2 separate regions of the Homo sapiens genome follow, and region 2 is linked to region 1. A link is a loop called in an ENCODE intact Hi-C map of the cell type or tissue named here. Cell type or tissue: mucosa of descending colon. All regions are shown on one strand.

Region 1 (8,000 bases):
TATATTTGCGTATTTTTGATTTCTGATGAGCAATCTACAGATATTTGAATTATTCTCCTATAAGTAGTATGTCAACTTTCTGGCTACTTTCCAAAGTTTTGTTCATCCTAGTTTCTAGCATTTGGATTACAGCATGACTGGGCATAATTTTTTGGGTTTATCCTGTTTGTAGCTCACTGAGCTTCTTGAATCCATAGGTTTATGTCTTTTGCCAGATTTGGGAAGTTTTTAGCCATGATTTTTCCAGTATTTTTCCTCTGCTCTGGGACCCTAATGACACAACTGTTCGAGATTTTGATATTGATTCACTCACTGGTCCCTGAGGATTTGTTCATTTTTTTTCCCCCAATTCTATTTTTCTTTGTTGTTTATATTGGATAATTTCTACTGGTTAATCTAGTAAGTTTAAAAATTTTAGGTTTTATGTTTTTAGTTCTAAAATGTACATTTGGATCTTCTTTATACCTTCTGCTTCTCTACTGAGACTTTCTATCTTTCCATTAATCTCAAGAGTCCTCTTCCTTACTTCTTAGATTTTTTTTATAATAGCCCCTTTAAAGTCTGTCAGAAAATTCCCACATCTGCATCACCTCAGCATTGGCATCTGTTGGTTGTCTTTTTTCATGTGGGTTGAGATTTGATGGTTCATTTTATTTTGAGGGCTGTAGGCAGAATAAAGTCTCATCAAAGATGTCCATGTCTTACTTCCTCAAACCTGTGAATATGCTATGTTACATGACATAAAGGATTTCAGGTTGCAACGCATTAAGGTTGCAAATGCAATTATGGTTGCTTGTCTACCGACCTTGAGGAGAGGAGAGTATACTGGATTATCCAGGTAGGCCAAATATAATCACAAGCATCCTTAAACGCAGAAAACATTTCCTGGCTGTGTTTAGAAAGGGTTGTGACAGCAGAAGAAAGATCAGAGAGATGTTACATTGCTGACTTTGAAGACGAAGAAAGGGGTCCATAAGCCAAGGAATGTGGGCAGCCCCTAGAAGCAGAAAAGGGAAGGGACAGATTCTCCCTGAGTGCCTCCAGAGGGAACCTGCCCTGCTGACACCTGAACTTAGTCCAGTGAGACTGATTTTGGACTTTCGACCAGCAGAACTTTAACATTTAAAACGCTGTGTTGTTTGAAGCCACTAACTGGCTTAAAACGTAAACGACCACTAAGTTTGTGGTCATTTGTTTCAGCAATAGAAAACTAACGTGCCGAGTAACTTTGCATTGTATCCTGGCTGTTATGTTATGAGACTATTGGTTTTGTTTATGTACTTTGTGACTATTGATATTAATGTTTTAACAAGCAATTCAACCTAGGTGGATTCAGGTGGAACATTTTGCCAGCCTTCTGTGGGTTGTAGTTCAATGTCAATTCTGTTGTTCAAGCCTTTGTAGCTACTCAGATCTTTCTCCTGTTTTTGCCAAAGTCATTCCTCATAGCCTTTGGTGTGCTGTTTAGGATCAGATCGACACATACCCAGTACAGGATTGAGCCCAGGAGTTTATAAACAACTGTATGTGGCCACTTTCCTGAGTTATTCCCTTTTTGGGTTCTCGCTAGTACCTTTCAGTTCTCTGTGGCTCCTCTTTAATATCCTCTGGCCAGGAAGCCAGTGCTCTGTTTACCCTGCTGGGCTGCATGCTTCCTATGAACGTGGCCACATTTGGGCCAAGTAGTACGAGAACAAAGAGAGAGGGAAAAGAAAGGAATGGGGGTTCCCCATCCCCTTGACACCAGAGCTCCTCCAATCAGAGTGGAACGGTTCTCTGTGGGACCCCACCACTGCTGCTGTCACTGCCACTGCTGTGGGTGCCACAGGATTGCCTGGGGTGGAGTGTGAAAGAATGAAGAAGAGAAAGAAAAGACGGAAAGATGGGATTTCCCCCACACTCACTCAGCATTACCTGCACCTTGAGCCAGAACAAGATGGCACCCTTTCTATCCACACCTGGTGCTCACTTCTGAATTTTGGGCTACCGCAAACCCAGGCTAGGGGCTACGGAGCAGAAAGGGAACACTCACTGTTGATTCACTGACAGTTTGAGTTCTGGTCTTCTTTCTTAATCCATCTGCTACCATTTACTTTTCAGAGTCCTCAGATAGGCACGCCATGTGTTCTGTTCAGATTTTATTGTTGCAATGAGGGTGGAATGTGCTTGCCCCTGCCTCTCCTCTTAGTGGCTGCTAACACATTTTCCCTTAGGGGTTCTGTTCTATCAGGGCAGGCTGTGTCATGGCCTCACCACAGCTCCCTCTTTTCTTGCTGCCCTTAAATGAACTTAAACAGGCCACAGCCCAACATAAATCAATCGTGACAGAGCAGCACTCTTTATCAGTGCCACTTACCTGTTCCTGCCTACCTTGTGTTCTAGGACTTTTATTGGAAAAGCCACATAGAGGTCAAACTCTGTCTAGCTATCCGTCTATAAAGAAATCCAGACAGCGTAATGCAGCATTTTATGAACAACAAGTGGATCTTCTGGGAATGACAGAATCCTCCCTACGAATTAGAAGCATGGAAGGATTCGTTACACTTTAACATGTAAGCATGTTACCTACAACAAACTGTTGCCTTTCTAATATAAACTAGTTCCTCCTCACTGAAGAGTGGTGGAAATCTTTTGATGGTGTGGCTAAGAGAATGGAGTTTGCTCAGGTGTGAGCTTGTCCTCTTGTTCACGTCTCCGTGTGTGCCTGAACTTTGAGAAAGCGTTCTTATACGAGGAGGTTCCTTATTGTTTTTTGGGAACGCTGTAAGTCACTGCTCATGTTCAAAGTCCATCTATTGTATTGCAAGGACAGCTTTTCATCTTTTCCTTTATACTCTCAGAAGTGCTGATCCTTATTTTACATATTTTTCCCTTAATGTTTTTCCCTGTTTGCTTAATATTGCTGCTTGGTTTCCTAACCTGAGCAGTGTGTTGTCTGACCATCTGCCTCTGTTTTCTGCCCTTTTGTTTATGATTGGTCTATGCCAAAAATAATGGGTTTTTAAACTCCTTTTATTAAGAAAAACAGATAACCCTCATTGGGCAGAGAAAAAGGAGGCCAGGATGCTTCTGTGCTACCAGTAAACATTCCTGCTTAATTATTTCTTACCCAATTGTCATGTAGGCCAGTGCTTATCAAACATTAATATGCATATGGAATCATCTGAGGATTTTATTAAAATGCACTCTGATTTAGTTAGTCTGGGTTGGGAACTGAAGGTCTGCATTTCAGATACACTCACCCGTGATATTGATGCTGCTAAGCCTGCTGTCAGCACATTCAGGAGCTAGGACAGAGGCTATACAAGAGCATTTATCATTTGTATTTTAAGAGCTTTACTGATAGTGGCAGTGGTTTAAAAGAGAATACAAAAAACAAACCTGGGAATGTTACGTTGTTTAAGAAATGTTACTAAGCTCTTCTGATCATTGTCTCAGGTTGGTTCCCTGGGAAGCTTACTCTGAGATGGAGATTAGCACGTGGGGACGTATTAGGTAGAGTTCTTCTCTGTGAAAGAGGCAGAGGAAGCCGTGGAACTGTGATGCAGTCTCTGAAGGAGGGATGCCGCCTTAGAGTTTTCCTGAGCTCAGGGGAAGAGGGCTGAGCCTTTATAACAAACTCTGCCCAGTCATTGGATGCAGGCTGCCCCAGGAAGGGGCTGTGACCTTGAGCAAGGGGACTCTCATCACTGAGGCACTTCCTGTCCAGAGCAGGCAGCTACGACTGTTAGTAACAGGGCTTTCAGTACCAGAGGGACCATGTGGTGAAACATCCTGGCACACACGCAGTGTGGACCCCGGTCTTTCCTCTAGCAGATGAGCTAGTTTGAGCCCTCCTCTTCATTCTTATGCTGAAATTAACACCCTCAAACATAATTCCTTCTCACTACCTGGGCCTGAAAAGCCAACTGCAGTTGTCAACTAGCGTCAGTTCAAGCCCCTTGGTGGATACATTTTTTAAAATTTCTAGGCTAGATTTTTCAACATTGGGAAGATTCCTTTTAACATTTCTTCATAGCTTCCTTCTAAATCAGAGGTTCTGATGGTCATAAGAAAATCTCTATCTGAGACTGAGGGAGTGATTTGAAGCCTAAAAAGAAATGGTCTCTCTTCCTTGCAGAGAACAAAGGCCTTGAGTTATACATAGGCTGAATTAAAAAGAGAAGCGTTAGGACTGAAAAAGTCCATTTGTAGAGGAGTGAGGACAGAAAGAGCATAGGACAGGCTGTTTAATGATTTAAACTTATGCCTTATTGCATAATGTGAACTTTAACCTCTGCTAAGTATAGTTTGTGCCCTGAGAATCCTTCACACTTTAGTAAAAATAGTTGCACACTTGAATGGTGCCTGTGTGTGATGACTGCAGGGAAAAGGGCTGGGAGGTGCTGGGAGAGGAAGGAAGAGAAGCCAGGAACCCCTGGGGCAGGGTATCTTGAGTCATCTTGCCATTTAAATGCTCTAGGCAGCAATGGAGGGAGTTGTCCAACAGAAACAGCAGCAGGAGGCAGCTGGAGGCAGCTGGATGGTGGCCTGGAAGTTCCCTAGGCAACTGTGTAATGAAGCTGTGGGCTGCACCAAAGTACACCACTGCCTCCATACACCTTGCTTCTGTTGGTACCTCCTACTGGAGCTGAACTGTGACATGTAGGGGACAAAGCTTCCTGCGCAAGGTAGATTCTTGCAGCCCGAACATTGGGAAATCTAGTCCTCCAGTGTGAGAAATGTAGTCATTGAAGAGTGTGGGTCATGGAAAAGAGCCAGATACCAGGGAGCGGGAGCTCACTCAGGGCCTGGGCAGGAGCTCTACACAAAGGAAAGCACAAGAGCAGAGGGCCACACATGCCCTACAGTGGACTGGAGACCCCCTTGACTGGGAGGGATCCCTGTGTCACCACTGGACACAGACTGATGCCCGAGATCAGGGCCAGGGTTGGGAATTCTGAGTTCAACTCCGATGCATGGGCTAAAGAAAATACAAGAGGAATAAAGAAAAAGCAAATCTGGTTTTGCTTTTTTCACTGGGGTGACTGTAGGCACCAAAGGCATCAATTGTTGCTATTTACTTACTCCAGCTCCATGCCCTGATCCCTGTGGCACCAGAATTTTCCATATGCTTTCTGTACAGAGATGAGAATGGAAATGGTATCTGATGCCCCTGGGAAGGACTGTGTTGACTTATTTGTGCAATCATCTGAGGCATTTTATGAGGGCTAGGTTGTCAGAGAATCATGTCATGCAGGTAGAAGTAACGCAAGGTATGTCTGACAGAGAGCAGAGATGTCTCTGCCAGCCTTCACCCTATTCCCTAAGAGATTCTTCTGATGGCTTGATGCACATAGGAAAAACTTTATACAAATGAAGGCACACAGAAACTTCTCAACCGAACAAAATGATGCAAAACATTGAACAGATAGAACCACATCCTGGGGGATTATGGGTGCCCAGCCATTGATTTACATGAATATTTATTCCAGCAAGAAGGGAGAGAGCAGAAGCCAGGAAGGATTCAGTTGTATGGATCCTGTACTAAACACTTTTTCACAAATACCATAATTATCTTTCCTTTTATTCTTCCTTCACTAGATGACTTCAGGCTACTTCTTTGCTATTGCCACCTAAATGTAGGAAGAAGAGTTAAACTTATTGAGAAACTGCTATATACTTCATATGCTAATCTACAATAACCCAATGGGATAAAAAAATTTTTTAAAAACACATGAAGGAAACTCAGAGAGAATAGGTGTATGTGTCAGGGTTGGGGATTTTAAGCCCAGTTCTGATACCAAAACCTTGCTCTTATCAAACCCAGTTCTGATACCAAAACCTTGCTTTTATCAAACCCAGTTCTGATACCTAAACCTTGAGATAAGGTGATTCTCAACCCTATCTGCCTATGCACATCACCAAAGGAAGCTTGGAAAACACCAGTGCTCTGGACCCACCCCAGGCCAAATAAATAAAAAACTCTGGCTATGTAGGTTGGCACTGTACTGTAAAAATACCTCTCTGAATGATTCTAATGGATCCAGGCTTGAGAATCACGAGGCTCACTATACTTCCTCCTTCCCATTACCGGCAGGAGAAGCCCTGTGTTCCAGCCATCTGCACACTCTTTGGCTTTTCAGAAACATCCCAATCCTTCCAGCTTGTCCACAGAGCCCCAACAAATGAAAGACACATTTGAAGGTCTAAAGGTCATTCTCTTTATAACAAATGTGTGCAAGACATAACTGATGCAGGCATTCTTGTTAGCGGCATATAAATGAGTCTGATGAACACAATTTGAATTGCGCTGGAAGCAAAACAGCAGCTCTGAGAGATGTTTACTAATTGTTCTGCATTTGTTACATGATGTAGTAGGAAAAGCACTGCATTTGGAGCCATAAACACAAGATTCTTGTTTCTGTCTGCCTGCTAGCTAGCTTTAGTGTATGAAGAAAATTTCTTTACCCACCTGGACCTCAATTCGCTTACTTGTAGAATGTGGGTGTAGGATTTGAGGATATCTGAAATTACTTCCACCATCTGCCATGTGGATCAGGACATCACTGCTGTCTCAAAACCTTACAATATTCATCTAGAAGAAGGCTGTGTCATCTAGTCAGTGAGAGTTTACCTTAAATTTTTAAATCTTTTTATGTAAGCAAAAGTTATGAAATCACAAAAAGCTGTTTTCCCAAATAAAAATTAGGCCAAGATCTCTCTGTCTCTCTTAATACCCTTTAAAGAACAGTCTGAGGTAATTTAGAGAGTCTAATACTTATGCTTAAATGTTCATTACAGGTTTCTTCAGTGACATGTGCGACCTTGACTTTTAATTATTCAAGAGTGGCAAGTATGGAACCTAAAGTGGATTGTTGACACAAGATGCCTGGAAATAAGGTAACCCTTCTCTCTTTTTCTCAAAGTAGTTTTTGATGGAAGTATTAAAGATGCATTCGTTCTAGAGAAGATTAATTTAGCCCAGTGGTAATTCTGAAATTTAGGCATTATTCATATTTGCTGACAATGAATATTAGAGGAAGTCCAAGGACATAGCCCAGTGAGGCTTTTACTAGCTTAGGGCTTGTACAATGCAGATGCCCAGAGACCCAATGGTAGGCCTGTCCTGGAATGGGAACTGCCAATTTCCTAAAGGGCTGATTTGCAGCCTTCTACCAACGCCTTTCTAAGGCACCACGGAGCAGTAGATGTGCTCTGACAAATCGGCTGAAGCGTGCAAGGCTCTGCTGAGAAGTCGGCCACTTAATTGTAGGTGCAAATGGGAGCTGGGAGTAGACACTTAGTGATATTGATTAATTCTGTGTTTCCAAACTGAGCTCAAAGGTGTCCAGGGTCTTGCAAGATGTCCCAGAGGAGGACTCAGAAGGAGCAGGAGATGCTGAGCAGGGAAGGTCACTAGAACCGCCTTCTGATGCAGCCTGAGAGGCTGTAATTTTCTGCATTGCACCTCTCTAGGTTTTCTTGGGGAAAATGTCCTTTGGCAAACAAATAAAACCTTGACTTGAACTTCATTGGAAATTGCTCTTTCTTAAAAGCTATTCTCCAGAATTCTATCCTTAGGTCTTCTCTCACACTACATCAGCAAGCACTTTTCCTTCTAACACCCTATGACCTGTTGGTGATGTTTCCTTGTATTGCTTCTACTAAACAACTCTTCCAACCCCATGGAAGTGCATTCTCACCTGACTCAGCCAAGAAATATTTAACCAGCATCTACTCCTGAGGAGAGCAACACCTTTTTCACTTCCATAAGCAGGACCTACAGGACCTCATAAAAGGAATCCTCCCCTCTGTGAAGATTTATATTTTTTAAATAGCACAAGTTAAAGAAGAGTTTCTTACCATTTGCCTGGGCCCTGAAGTTCAGCCTTTGATTGGCAGATGGGTGATCATGCTCACCCAAGTCACTTCAGGGGCCAGCAATGAGCTTGGAGGGGCAGGATTCAGCTTGAACTCCTATCCCACTCCCTCCCACCCTCTCCAGAGCTCACAGGCCA
Region 2 (8,000 bases), 160 kb after region 1:
CATATAATGATACTATCAGTATGAGTGGTGGGTGGGATGGTGCAGGGAGGGGCAGGAAAGGAAGAGGTAGATGGTGTCTGTTTATGTAACCCACTCCATTCCCTCCCACTCCCATGCTTGCCATCCACTGGGAGGCTTGGCCCAGGGCTTATGCCACTTGGTGATGTCACCCCCATCAGTGCCAGGAGACATAAATTTCATTTCCCAGAAGATGCAGCAGACAGTAGCTTCTGGACAAACAGTGACTCCAGCAATAAATATTGGCAGAGGAGAAAAACCTTTAATGGAAAAGGTTTGTGAACCTAAAGCAGGCAGACTGTAAATCCCAAAACAGGGAGGGGTTTCATACTTTTAGACCAGAAGAAAGATTCATCAGTAGCAAAATAAATAATTCCAAAGCCTATTTGAAGGAATTAAAATCTAAGTATTAAATAGAAAGCACTTCTAACTGTTAAGAAACCATGGAAATGAGACGAGCCCCTATCCAGAAAGAAAAAGCCAAGTGACCTCCTGAGATTGGTGTGGTCTGGCAGGGGAGTGCGCGGAGCTCAGGAGGATGGAGGGAGCCCACAGGAGATGGGCGGGGTTCTGCCCTCCTGGGTGAGGAGAAGAGGTGATGACTTTAGATTACACTCCAGGGAACTTACCTGAGGGTCACCCAAACCAAAACTCTGAAGGGAGGACAGCAAAGAAATCATAAATAAGGACAGATTGCAAGCTTAAAACTGTCCCCCAAATATCACTTGTCAACAAAATACATTGGGAAACTGAGCTCTAGGAGAGTTTAAATGATTGAATGTGAATTTCGTGTTGTGTTCCTCTGCAGAGTGAGTTCACTTTCAACACTGACTGCAGAAGAGAATGCAAGCTCGTCTTCATCTTACAAGATGTCGGGGCACTTGCTTTGGGACAGGCTGGTTTTTCTGAGAAGGTAATCCAGTATCCACAGGCAACAACTTGGTCTACCTGACCTAGCACACTGCAGGCCACTCCATGACTGCCCAACACCAAAGCAGACCTGCATGGGGAGGGCGGCAGGACTCCCTGGTGTGATGGCAGCTGCACAGGTTCCTATGAATCTTCTTTTGGAATGCGGGGTGGGGGAAACATGGCTATTATTGTCTGCCTCAGACGACGACATGAAAGTTCAAAGAGGTTAGGTAATGTGCTCACTATTACATAAACCTGAAGCTTCTTCCTTGGAATCTCGAACTTTTCTCATTTTCCTATTCCACCATACCAAATTCAAACTCAGAGTGAGAAATTTGCAGCAGGAATTCTGCTTCTGGAACAAGAGATTCAGATGTTCAAAAGTGGATCTAGAGACTACCTGGGGTTCCCTAACAGGCCCAAACTGTAAATCCTATTCTAGAATTGCCCCCCTGCAGGACAAGACTTCAGGAGCTTCTTCTGGGGTCTGGAGTCGGCCTTTCCCCAGTTGACCAACCGGGTTAGAGCAGGTAGAGGTGAGGAAGGGAGCTTGGCCTATGGCCCTTGCCCCGTAAAGTGTTTGCCCCCACCAGAGATCCGATGCAATCCATCACACCTGGGCCTGAGAATCTGCATTAAAGAGATCTCTGGCAGGGAACCAACAATAAGACAGGCATGGGAACCATGGCACTAGATGGTGATACCCAGAGGACATAAACCACATTTTATTCATATTATTTCACAGTGCATGATATTCAGTACATTCAAAACTTGTTTACTGAATACATGGACAGACACTTTGGTTAAAAATACCTGGATCTCAGTCTTGGCTCTGCTACTTAAAGACCATGCCTTAAGTAAGCCAATGCCCAAACTCTCTCAACTATAGTTTCCTCAGAGGTGAATTATACCTTATAGGATTGTGAAGAATATATGAGGTAAAGTGTATGAAAGAGCCGGACAAATTAAAATACACTAAAAAATGTAAAAGTTCAGAGGGAGCATTGCCAACATTAGAAATCCTTTTCTTGTCACTTATCTCTCCTTGCTACACATCTCTCTGCCAGCTTTACTAATTTATGGTTTCCCACCCTTGTCTAATATGCACTGGAGTGATGGTTGGGGGAGGAGGTAGAAAGATACATCAGCCTCAAATTGCTGACAATCTACAGTTTCTGCTCTCTTACCTAGAAGCAGTCATATTCCCAATTACCATGGCAACCTGGAGTCTGCACATCTCACACCCTGGTGTCCAGAACAATGGCCATGTGTTGGATAAGTGTGTGTTTGTGTGTGTACGCACTCAGGGCCACTGCACACCCCAGTGGCTATTAAGTAATCAAAAAGTGCGCATGGAAGACTTATGTTGATCACCCATGGGAAACAGAAAGTGCACCTTTTTGATGCTTTGGACCCGGGGTTAATAAGCTACACCCCATGGGCAAAATCTGCTTGTTTTTGCATAGCTCTCAAGCAAAGAATGGTTTTCACTTTTTTAAATGGTTAAAAAATCAAAAGAAGCCTCTTTCATGACATGTATAATTATATGAAATTCAAATGTCAATGTCTATTTTAAAAGTTTTATCAGAACATAGCCCCACTCCTCTGTTTACATGTTATCAGTGGCTGCTTTTACAGTTAAAATAGGACTGTGACAGAAACCATCTGGCCCAGAAAGTCTGAAGTATTTACTCTTGAGCTGTTTACAGAAAAAGCCTGTCCACTCCTGGTCTAGGCCTTCCATTCAACAAACTTTCACTGAGAATAGGCTCGTGTCAGGCTCTGGGTCACCCCTGGTGACTGGGAATACTGATGAATAAAGTGTGGACTTTGTCCTCATCTGGCTCAGGGTCTAGTAGGGGAGCACAGAGGCCGGGTGCAGTGACTCATGCAGGTAATCCCAGAACTTTGGGAGGCCAAGACAGGAGGCTCACTTGAGTCCAGGAATTCAAGACTGCAGTGAGCTATGATTGCACCACTGCACTCCAACCTGAGCAAGAGAGTGAGATCTTATCTCAAACAAAAAGAGAGCACAGAGTGCAAACACCTAATCCAGGATGTTTCTAGAGATGCCAGGCCCACTCTTGGATACCCTTCACCAAGTTTGTGTAGAGATCCCAGTTTGAGGTAACCTGCAAGGGATCCTAGGCAATCATGATTCCACTGAGGGCACAATTCAATTCTGTAAAAGAGCAAGCTGGTCCCTTGAAGCATAGCCAGTGGTCCCTGCAGGTGCCCAGAATATAGGGTGGCTCTCATATCCAGGTGACATCCTGTGCCAACCTGTTCTGACTGGTGCTTTGCAAACAGGTGTAGGGAGGCACACTCATGGTAGGCTGAAGTCCCTCAGGCAGCTCTCCAACAGTCCGTGGGTCACCTGTCTGCTGTGTATGGCCATGTGCCCTGTTCCCTTGGAGGATTGTTTTATTGCTTCACTGTTACCTTTTTATTGCCTGTTCAGCATGCAATCTGGTCTCTCCTGGCCTCACATGGATTTATAATGTCTCCTGCCCTGAGTAGACTCACCAAGTCTTCTGATGCCTCCTTTGGGGAGACTTCTCACAGGAGTCAAGGCAGAGCCAAAGACGTTCAGCACCAAGCATGAAGCGTTATCAGTAAAGCAGTGAAATGACAAAATACCATTCAACATGCCAATACCTAAATGTGGACCTGTTTGTTGCAGACCTACCTTCTACCAAGGATCCTTCTACCAAGGGTGACTCGACCAGGCTAAACCTAAAGGTTATACAGATCAAAGGGCACCACTTTCCTCAAAGCCGAATGCATATACAATACTTGCATAATGGAATCTATGAGCTGGGTTCAAAGATAATGGATGGGGCTAACTGGGGTTTTGAATGTGAGCCTTATCCATAACTAAGGGAATAAGATGAACTCCTTTTGCTGCTGAATGGGCAGGAACATGAGATGGTCCAGGAAAAGTCTCCAAAAGCACTAATTGGCAAGGAGAGAGGTAGGTCACATGGAGGGACCTGCTGGGGAAACAAACTCTGAGCAGGGCATCTGGGGCCTCAATATGGAGGGTGAGGGGTGCATCCACACCTGGCTGAGGAGGGAGGATTGCTGCGGCAAAGGTAGCATTGCCTGCTATGGAAGGGGCATGCCGGCAGAATGAACTTTGTGATCTTAGGGAGAGAGTTGAAAGGGACTGTGAAACTTAGAAATAAGTAAAAGATGTCAATGCGTAGAGGGGTGGCAGTGCTACAGGTTGTGTAATTTACTCTTCTCACCTGTTTTCAGGTTCTATTTTTGCCCAGCTGGGCTGAAGATGGCCCCCAGCATGCTGAGCCAGTGAGTGACACTTGTCTGTGTTTACTACATCAGCGCCTCGGTCTGTGAAGTCCCAGGCTGGGCTGGTGTCCTGTTGGATTAACACAGGACAGGCCACATGGTCCTAGAGAGCCCTAAGCCCTAAGGAAGCTCCACATGCATTATCACCTCCACCACCAAGATACCTCACTTTCTGGAATGTTGTATATAAACAAAATGTGTATAATTTGAATGAAAATACCAATGCCCTATTGGAAATTACATTTGCAATTTACATTTGTATCATGCTTCACAATGTTATAAGCTATTTTCAAATACATGATTTTCCCCTAGTCTTTGTAACAGTCGTGAGAGGTGGCTATTATCACCACTATTTTACAGCTAAAGGTGGTGAGACTGTGTGAACATGCTACTTTGCACAACTTCCAGAGGCTAGTAAGCTCTGAGTTAGTAAGTCCAGTGGCTCCACAATGTCCCCAGAGATCCCTGTTCTTTTCATCTTCCCACTCTGCCTTCCTCACCACTCAGTTCTGTCCGCAGGCTTACTTCCTCGGTGGCCACGGTTCCAGGTACCACATCCTCATACCACAAAACTCAGTAGCAAAAAGGGACCATGTCTTCTTTGGGTTCATTTTTAAGATTAAAGAAATCCTCACTGGAAGCCCTTGCCTGCAGACTTTTTCTCCTGCCATGTTAGCTGGAATAGGGTCATATGTCCAGTCTTAATCTAATTGCTGGAAGCAGGGATGAATGATCAGCATTGGCTTGGATAAAGTACGTTGACTGGTTACACTATAAATTCATGACTACCAACCTCAAGAACTCTCTTAATGCTGCCTTGCAATCATACCATATTTTCCTAGACTAGTGAGTCTTAAACTTAAGTGTGCATCAGAGTCACCTGGAGAACTTGTAAAAGCCCAGATTGCTGGGCTTGGCCACAGACCTTCTGATTCAGTAGGTCCAGAGTGGGGCCTGAGAATCTGCATTTCTGACAAGTTCTCAGGTGATGCTCATGCTGATGCTATAGGTTCTGGGATCACACTTTGGGAGCCACTGCTCCAGATCATTGACTATCCCTACTGTCCAAGACAACAGCCATTTGCATAAGCTTTTTCCTCAAACTTCTGACACCTCCCTTCACACATTTCTCAATCTCAACTGATAATTTTGTTGCTAATTTCATTGAGAACAAAGAAAAACAATCAGAAGAAAACATGATCCCACCATCAGATCTACCAAGTACTTGTACACTGACTTCCTTTCTGCTACTTTTTTTTTTTTTTTTTTTTTTTGAGACAGTCTCACCCTGTCGCCCAGGCTGGAGTGCAGTGGCATGATCACAGCTCACCGCAGCCTTGACCTCCCAGGCTCAAGCACTCCTCCCACCTCTACCTCTCGAGTAGCTGAGACTACAGGCTCACCACCATGTCCAGCTAATTTTTTTGTTTGTGTGGAGACAAGGTTGCACCATGTTGCCCAGGCTGGTCTTGAGCTCCTGAGCTGAAGTTATCTGCCTGCCTAGGTCTCCCAGAGAGCTGGGATTACAGATGTGAGCCACCACGCTGTCCTTTCTGCTACTATGAATGAACTGCCATGCTCCTGTTCAAGGCCAGTTCTTCCATCTGTCTTTGGACCTTATCTCCTCTCACCTATCCAAGGACATGACTCCAAAAACTCTTCCGCTCCACAAGCCATTTCCATCAGCAAACATGCTCTGATATTTTCCATCCTGAAACAAAACAAATGAAAACCCCAAAACCTCCCTTGACCCCAAACCCTTGTTAACCCTGACCTCAATTCTGTTTTAGAGCAAAATACTTGAGATCTGTATATACGCACTCTCTTCATCTCCTTTCCTTTCATTGTCTCTGGAGTCTAGTCCAGTCACACTTTTATTCCCTTTTCTTTAGTGATAACCTCCTGGTTTCTAAATCCAGTAGTTAAGTCTCAGTTCTCATCTTACTCTACCGTTAGCAGCATCTGACCCAGCTTGTCACTTCTCTGTTGGCCTCTAGGTTCTCCTCCCTCCTCCATGGCTGCTCCATCTCAATCTTCTTCAATGAGTTTTCTTCATGTCATTGACACCTATTTAAATATTCTCTCTTGAGGTAGTTTCATCCAGTGTCAGACTTTAAATGCCGCCTGCATGCTGTGACTCCAAAATTGATATCTCCAGCCTAGACCTCTCCACTGAATTTCAGACATATGTATCCTATAGTACTAACTGCCATCTTCAGGTATATAATGGGCATGCCAGCCTTGACATCTTCGAAACTGATCTCTTGATTCTTTCCTAGCCACACAGCACACACACATGCCAAGTTCCTCTTCCTACTCTCAGCAAGTAGAGACTCCATTCTACTTCCTCAGGCCAAAAAGCTTAGAGTCATCATTGACTGTACTCTTCTTTCTCACATACCACACCAAAAACATCAGCAAAACCTGTTAGGTCTACTTTCAAAATGTATCCAGAATCTGACCCCTTCTCACAGCTTCTTCCACCGCTGCCTCTGGTCCAAACCAACTTCATTTCCTGCCTCCATTGTTACAAAAGCATCTTACCTGGTCTCCCTGCTTCTTCCCTTGACCCCCATTACCGATTTTCAACACAGCCAGCCAGAGCGAGTCCATTAAAATGGACTTGGCAGCTCAAAATCTCACTCAGAGCAAAGCCAAAATCCTTACAAAGGCCTGAAAGGGATTTGCGGGACTACCATTCTGACTTTATCCCCTCTGCCTCTCTCTCACTTCTCTGTAGCCACGCTGACCTCCTTGCAGTTCCCTGAACATATCAAGCAAATACTTGCCTCTCCACTTACTGGCACTCTGCTGGGAGTACCCCTCCTGCACATATCTTTGCATCTAGCTCCTTCAGGTTTCTGCTCAGATGTCTCCTTATCAGAAAGATCTTACCTGACATTCCTAGATGAAGTAGGAACAACCCCCTACCCTCACTTCCACCTCAACCCTTTCTCTTCCCCTCATTCTACCTTGATTTTCTGGCAGCCCATATTATTATCTGATATATCAAATACTTATTTACTTATCTTATCTCTTCCCCTCTAGAATGTATGTAGCATGTACATACAGGGAATGTATGAAGCAGGGAATCTGAGCCCATAGCAGGCATTTAATAAAATTTGCTAAATAATTAATGGAAAGAGAGTTTCCACAGTAAACCAACAGATAGGCAACTAGGTTATTGCACCTTGGGCCCTTACAAGTTGGATTAGTGATAGTCAGTCCCCACAGAGCCCCATCAACTCTGTTATTTCCAGACTGAGCTTCTGGATCTACAAAGCCAAGAAACAGACTCTGGACTACGTTATCTCCCTGTAGGTGCTGTCTTTCTGAGACCCCTGGCTAGCAAGCTTCCCTCAAAGCATCTCCATCTCCTCTCAGATTCTCTAAGTCCTGGGTCCTTGGTATTTAAAGAAAACTGTGGCAAATTCTTTTTGAAATACACATAATCCCTCCCTGATTAAGTTCCCAACTATTAACTTTTGAACACTGTTTTTCTCAAAGCTGGTCACACAGGTATTCACCCACAAAACACACACACACACACACACACACACACACACACACACACACCACTTAACTGGCATAGTTCACTCTCTGCTTCCTGCCACAAGATAGCACCCTCAATTAAACAACGACTTGGTCAGCCAGAGTAGGATAATTTTGATGGTTGTTTCTAGTCACAGTATAACCACCTGTACCTTGACAAGAAAATTGATTATTATATCAGGAGACTTCACTCTTATTGGCATTGA

The links. Hi-C counts contacts between places; a loop is a spot of excess contacts. Peaks named below come from ENCODE experiments on the same cell type or tissue, not always from the same donor. Only the 100,000 strongest peaks of a DNase experiment are listed, where the experiment ranks them.
Region 2: a loop joins it to region 1, with 2.8 times the contacts of the local background. A loop is called at or near these places in 3 of 110 quality-filtered maps.

The regions. Positions count from the first base shown.
Region 1 is chr1:116,330,730-116,338,729 of GRCh38, reverse strand. It overlaps LOC105378920 (a long non-coding RNA gene), which reads left to right and starts at 2,412. Exons shown (of 5, transcript XR_001738197.2): 1 at 2,412-2,552; 2 at 6,784-6,882. In mucosa of descending colon, no CTCF peak of the experiment used is centred here; a DNase peak (open chromatin) is centred at 4,509.
Region 2 is chr1:116,174,346-116,182,345 of GRCh38, reverse strand. No RefSeq gene overlaps it. Among named protein-coding and RNA genes, the nearest start is that of MAB21L3, 67 kb to the right of the region's middle. In mucosa of descending colon, no CTCF peak of the experiment used is centred here; a DNase peak (open chromatin) is centred at 3,275.